Regions from separate parts of the Homo sapiens genome. Here region 1 is linked to region 2. The links are chromatin contacts, found by Hi-C or POLR2A ChIA-PET in ENCODE. All regions are on one chromosome and are shown on one strand. The core of a region is the stretch at or near the end of the contact, and the rest is flanking DNA. Distances in the headings are between cores, read along the strand shown. Region 1 overlaps SLC7A14-AS1 (SLC7A14 antisense RNA 1). Region 2 overlaps SLC7A14 (solute carrier family 7 member 14).

Region 1 (2,700 bases), core at 103-2,602, 79 kb after region 2:
CTGCAAGGGCACTCGGGCTGCAAATTCACATTCTCTCCTACAGGCTCCTGCTCCCGCCCACTCTCCTTCCATTCCTGCTTCCCATTCCCTCTTCCCCCTGTCTTCTGTCTTCACCTTAACAGTATTCTACTCCCCTCCCCCATTTTCCCCTCCTCTTCTGAATTGACCACTTCCCTCTTTCTAGAACTTAACAAGTATTTTGGAAAGCATTTTTTTTTGTATGTGCATGCCAAGAATAAGGAGGACCGGGACCCAGGAGCAGCTCTGTCATTTAGCCAGCTGAATCACCTTGGACAAGCCACCTGGACCCCAGTCTGCCACATGGTCTATATGTTTACTTAAGCTTTTGAATGAGTAATAATATGGCACCAACAGTTAGAAGTTTTTTTTTTTTTTGACACTGTTTCGTTCTGTAGCCCAGGCTGGAGTGCAGTGGTGCGATCTCGGCTCACTGCAACCTCAGCCTCCTGGGTTCAAGCAATTCTCCTTCCTCGGCCTCCCGGGTAGCTGGGACTACAGGCGCACGCCACCATGCCTGGCTAATTGTTTGTATTTTTAGTAGAGAGGGGGTTTCACCATGTTAACCAGGATGGTGTGGATCTCCTGACCTCGTGATCGGCCCGCCTCAGCCTCCCAAAGTGCTGGGATTACAGGTGTGAGCCACCGTGCCCAGCCTAGTTAAAAGTTTTATAGTGAAAATTCTGCCTCGCATCCCCAGCCATGCAGTTCCCCTCTCTATAGGCAAACAAGATGAAAGTCATACCTGTTATAAGCAAACACACACACACACACACACACACACACACACACACACATATACTCTTAGCCTTTTTCTCCATTTTCACACAAACAGTAGCATACCATAGGCACAGCTTAGCACCTTGGGTTCTTCATCTAAGGTATCTCAGAGATCTTTCCATATCAGCACATGGAGAGCTACCTCAGTCTTCCTTACAGGTGCTTAGCATTCCATTGAACATCAGTCCTCTCCTGATGGTTACTGAAGCTGCTTCCAGTGTTGTACTCTGCTGCCGTGTTGCAGTGAATAACCTTGCTTATACATCATTGTGCCTGTGTGTGAGCAGATCTGTGGCATAAAGTCCACAAAGCAGAATTTCCAGGTCAGACAGAATGAAAGAGACAGCATAGATGAGCACATACTAATTTGATGTGCAACCTCAGAGAAGGTACTTGACATTTCTGGGCCTCATTTTCTTCTTTGTAAAGGAGAGGGGTTGCCCTGAACGACCTGCAGTTTCTTTCCACCTTGGAAGTCCCTGGGATTCAGAACCTCCCGCCTGTGAGGAGTTTGGCAAAGATCATTGGTCTGGCCCTTGTGATCTGCCCATGAACACAGTGTATCTGTGTCCAGGCCACCACAGCCAGCTGGGAGCCAAAATTTATTCTGTACACAGCCAACAGAGCAGAACTTGAAGAGCCAAGTCCAAGGGCCAGGCCTGACCTCATTTGTCCTTAAGTGGCATCTCTTCTGTTTTGACCTCTTTAAAGGTAGCTGCTTTTGCAGGCTTTGTGGAAATCAGAGGGAGCATGGAGGTATTTTGCTTCAATTTACAGAACTGAGGAAAATGAGTGAGCTAAATATACTTAAGATGAGTGGAGTGAAGCATTAGCCAGAATGCTGGAGGTACAAAGACTTAAATTAATAGGAAACTTACCAGGAGATTATTCAACAATGCAATCAACCAACCATGCAGGTTTTGTTTGTGCGTTGACTAAAAACAAGCCTGCTTGATGGTTTTGCCCTCTATGAATGTTGAGATTATGTGCTAGTAGGCTAAGTTTTAAGATAACCAGAGCCAACATAAGGACTTTCTGCATGCACTCTGATGCTCACTGTTATCATTGATCAGATTTGGGAATCATAGAATGTTTGGCTTGAAAGAGGCTGTAGGGATCACTAAAGCAAGCCTCTTGCTTGTGTACAGATTAGGAGATGGAAACCAGAAGTGGGGAAGTGCACCAGGGCTGTCGTAAGTGCAAGGGAAAGGGCCCTGTAAACAGACCCAGCTCCCAGGGTGGGTGGGGTGGCAGGACGTGCATTAAGCAGGTGGAAGAAGGCATCTAGAGGACACTGCAACAGGCGTGCACTCCCCAGTGACACAGCTGGTATGCATGAGGGGCCCAGCAGTGCATAGAAGGTGGAATTGTAAGCCTGGGAGCAGGCAGGATTCAGAAATCAGGCAAAAGCTTAAGAAACCTCTAATAAAGGGAGAAGGATTAATGAGGGCTCCAATCTTAGAAGGCCCATGTGTCTCTGGTCAGGTTGCTGAGACTCTGATATGTTTTGGCTGTGTCCTCACCCAAATCTCATCTTGAATTGTTACACTTCTTGTGTGAAGTGATACAATTCAATCACTTTAATTCAAGTGATTGAATTGTATCACTTCTTGTGATAGTGAGTTCTCATGAGATCTGATGGTTTTATAAGGGGGGCTTTTCCCCCTTTGCATGGCACTTCTCCTTCCTGCCACCATGTGCAGAAGGACATGTTTGCTTCCCTTTCTGCCATAATTGTAAGTTTCCTGAGGCCTCCCCAGCCATGCTGAACTGTGAGTCAATTAAATCTCTTTCCTCTGTAAATTACCCAGTCTTGGGTATGACTTTATTAGCAGCACGAGAACAGGCTAATACAGACACAAACACAAACACAAGGGCCGGCAGGGGCAAATATTGGATTCC
Region 2 (2,700 bases), core at 181-2,680:
GCTCTGTCATTGTTTAGCTGCAGCCTTGCTACAAGAAATATTATTATTATTATTCCATTTCTTTTTTTTGAGACAGAGCCTTGCTCTGTCACCCAGGCTGGAGTACAGTGGCACGATCTCAACTCACTGTGACCTCTAGAGGCCTCCTGGGTTTAAGCGAGTCTCATGACTCAGCCTCCTGAGTAGCTGGGATTACAGGTGCACACTACCACTCCTGTCTAATTTTTGTATTTTTTAGTAGAGATGGGGTTTTGCCATGTTGGCCAGGCTGGTCTCAAACTTCTGGCCTCAAGTCAACTGACCACCTGGGCTTCCCAAAGTGCTGGGATTACAGGTGTGCACTACTGTTCCTGGCCAAGAAATATTATTTTCACCTGTAAAACTCCCTTTAATGGTTAATGTGCTGACCAAAGGAACCCTACTGATATTCTAGATGGTTTAGGTGAAGCTTCTTTTTGGTCATTTAACTTGAAGAATTGCATCTCAACCTCTCTTCTATCAACACCCTTCCATTTTAAAAAAAGTCAATACAATATTTGCCACCATGATGCCTTTCTATGCACACATCTGCTGTCTCATATCTCACCTTCACCTCCCTCCCTCTCTCTTACTGGTGTGTACCCCGCCCATTTGCAAAGATTTATATTGCTGGGCCTCCTGCTGCAAAAAAGGTGCACTCACATCAGTTCAACAAACACTGTTTGTTTGTTTGTTTTTTTTTTTTTTTTTTGAGATGGAGTCTTACTCTGTCGCCCAGGCTGGAGTGCAATGGTGCGATCTCGGCTCACTGCAACCTCTGCCTCCTGGGTTCAAGCAATTCTCCAGCCGCAGCCTCCTGAGTAGCTGGGATTACAGGCACCCACCATCATGCCCAGCTAATTTTTGTATTTTTTTTAGTAGAGACAGGGTTTCACCATGTTGGTCAGGCTAGTCTCGAACTCCTGACCTCAGGTGATCCACCCACCTCAGCCTCCCAAACTGCTGGGATTACAGGCGTAAGCCACCGCGCCCGGCCCAACAAACACTGGTCTTAAAGATTGTATATAAAGCAAATTTTTGCAAACAGAGTATCCCATTTTCACATTAAATAATACATGCACCCTCTTTGGTTTTCATCTGCATTTGGTTAGCTTTGATTCATAGTACATTAGATTTAGATTTATCTCTTCATCACATTCAGTCTTTGATGAACTGTGAACACACTACTGATAGGAATCCTGGTGATTTCTTTTATTAAATAACGAATCCTTATCAGTAAATAATTCCAGCCTTACTATTATGTTCTAGTGATGGATTTTCATATAAGAGCTATGTGTGGGTGTGTAACATTTATCTTTTCTCCCCATTTCACTTTTGAGTCACTACCCCTTTAAACCCATGTGTGACAAGTATGGAGCACAGATCCTCTCTCCAGTGTCGTCAGAGAGTGTCATGGAGTGGCGGGGTAATAAACAGCAGTGAATGCTACCTAAGCCAGCCCTGACCAGTGGGGAATTGCAGTCATAGAAATTATAGGTCCTCACTGGAGAACAGAAACTGATTCTGAATCATTTCCAGAGCCTCCGAAAAGGCACTTCCTGTTGTTAGAGATCTGTTGTGCTGAGGTTAGATTGTAGCTGCTGGTCCCTTGCTCGCTGAGGAGGCATGCAGGACTAGAAAGCACACTCTCCAGTGCTGGAGCTGGAAGAAACAATTGGATCTGACACTGTCATTTCATAGACAAAGAAACTGAAACCCAAAAGATGTGCCCAGGGTCATGCTGCTAGTTAGAGGCAATAGTCCCAGGACACAGGGGTCTCCCTCCAGTTTACTGATTTTGGTTTTATTTCATGAAGTTTATGTTTTAGCAGTTTATCCTTTTGCAGAGGCAAGGTAGCTTTCTACAAAGCCTCTAGTCTCTGAAGCCAGACAAGTCTGTGTTACAGTCCTTGCCCTACCTGTTACAAGTGTATATTCTTTCTAAGCACTGGTTTCTTCATCTAAAAAATGAGGATAATGTCCACCTTATAGGACTGTTGCCCTAATTTGTGTTAATGTATATGAAATGCCTGGTGCATACATATTAAAACGCAGTGTTGTCAGTACTCTAGGTGATGGGGGTGGACCAACTGCTACCTCTAATTTTAATGTAACTTGCACTTTCTATAGCACTTGTTTGGCAACTAAGTCTTTCCTGTCTTTCCTGCTTTGGGCTTTATGTAGATTCAGGCCCTGTAGGCCTATTTTGAGAAGTGAGTGGGTTTTTGTTTTGTTTTGTTTTGTTTTAGGACTTCTAGAAATTCAATAATCTGGTTCTTGCTACAGAAGCCTCGATTGTTAGAAGGAAATCTCTAGTCTCTTTAGGCTCTGAAGACCAGGATAGATTCTGTGTTCTGCCCTTACTATTTCAAGGCAACTTCAGTTGTTTCACAAGAAAGAGAACCAAGTTGGCATAGGAGGTGAGACATACAAGCAGGAAGTAGGAATCCCTGGCCTGGCAGGGGTGGGGTAGAGTAGGGTAGCATGGTAGAGGAGACCCTGCCTGGGCTCTTCGCTAGCTGAGATGAGCAATGCAAGGAGGTGATGGCTCTCAACTGCAGTAGTAGCTAAGAGGACTAGAAAATAAGTGACTAGTCAGGGTCTAGTCCTTTCCTTGGGAGTGGGGCTGCCATGGTTCTGCTGATCTGCTGGATTTGAGCAGGCTAAAGTTAAATAGAGGCA

The links. Hi-C counts contacts between places; a loop is a spot of excess contacts on that map. ChIA-PET counts read pairs that join two places held with the same protein, here RNA polymerase II (POLR2A). Pooled maps may share reads with other maps.
Region 1: a loop to region 2 is called in a map of astrocyte of the cerebellum, with 2.7 times the contacts of the local background. The contact joins two enhancer-like sites. A Hi-C loop is called at or near these places in 1 of 168 maps with a recorded cell type or tissue (astrocyte of the cerebellum), 37 of 37 single-sample maps with no recorded cell type and 10 of 50 pooled maps. POLR2A ChIA-PET finds 5 or more read pairs at or near these places in 2 of 52 experiments (GM12878 and OCI-LY7).

What each region holds. Positions count from the first base shown.
Region 1 is chr3:170,642,004-170,644,703 of GRCh38, forward strand. All of the region lies in intron 2 of SLC7A14-AS1 (SLC7A14 antisense RNA 1), which reads left to right. Among named protein-coding and RNA genes, the nearest start is that of SLC7A14, 57 kb to the left of the region's middle. Within about 2 kb of position 1,353, at least 2 of the 41 ENCODE cell types and tissues checked have a DNase peak (open chromatin) inside an H3K27ac peak, as active enhancers do.
Region 2 is chr3:170,562,706-170,565,405 of GRCh38, forward strand. The region is part of intron 1 of SLC7A14 (solute carrier family 7 member 14); the gene reads right to left. All of the region lies in intron 2 of SLC7A14-AS1 (SLC7A14 antisense RNA 1), which reads left to right. Among named protein-coding and RNA genes, the nearest start is that of SLC7A14, 22 kb to the right of the region's middle. Within about 2 kb of position 1,431, at least 3 of the 41 ENCODE cell types and tissues checked have a DNase peak (open chromatin) inside an H3K27ac peak, as active enhancers do.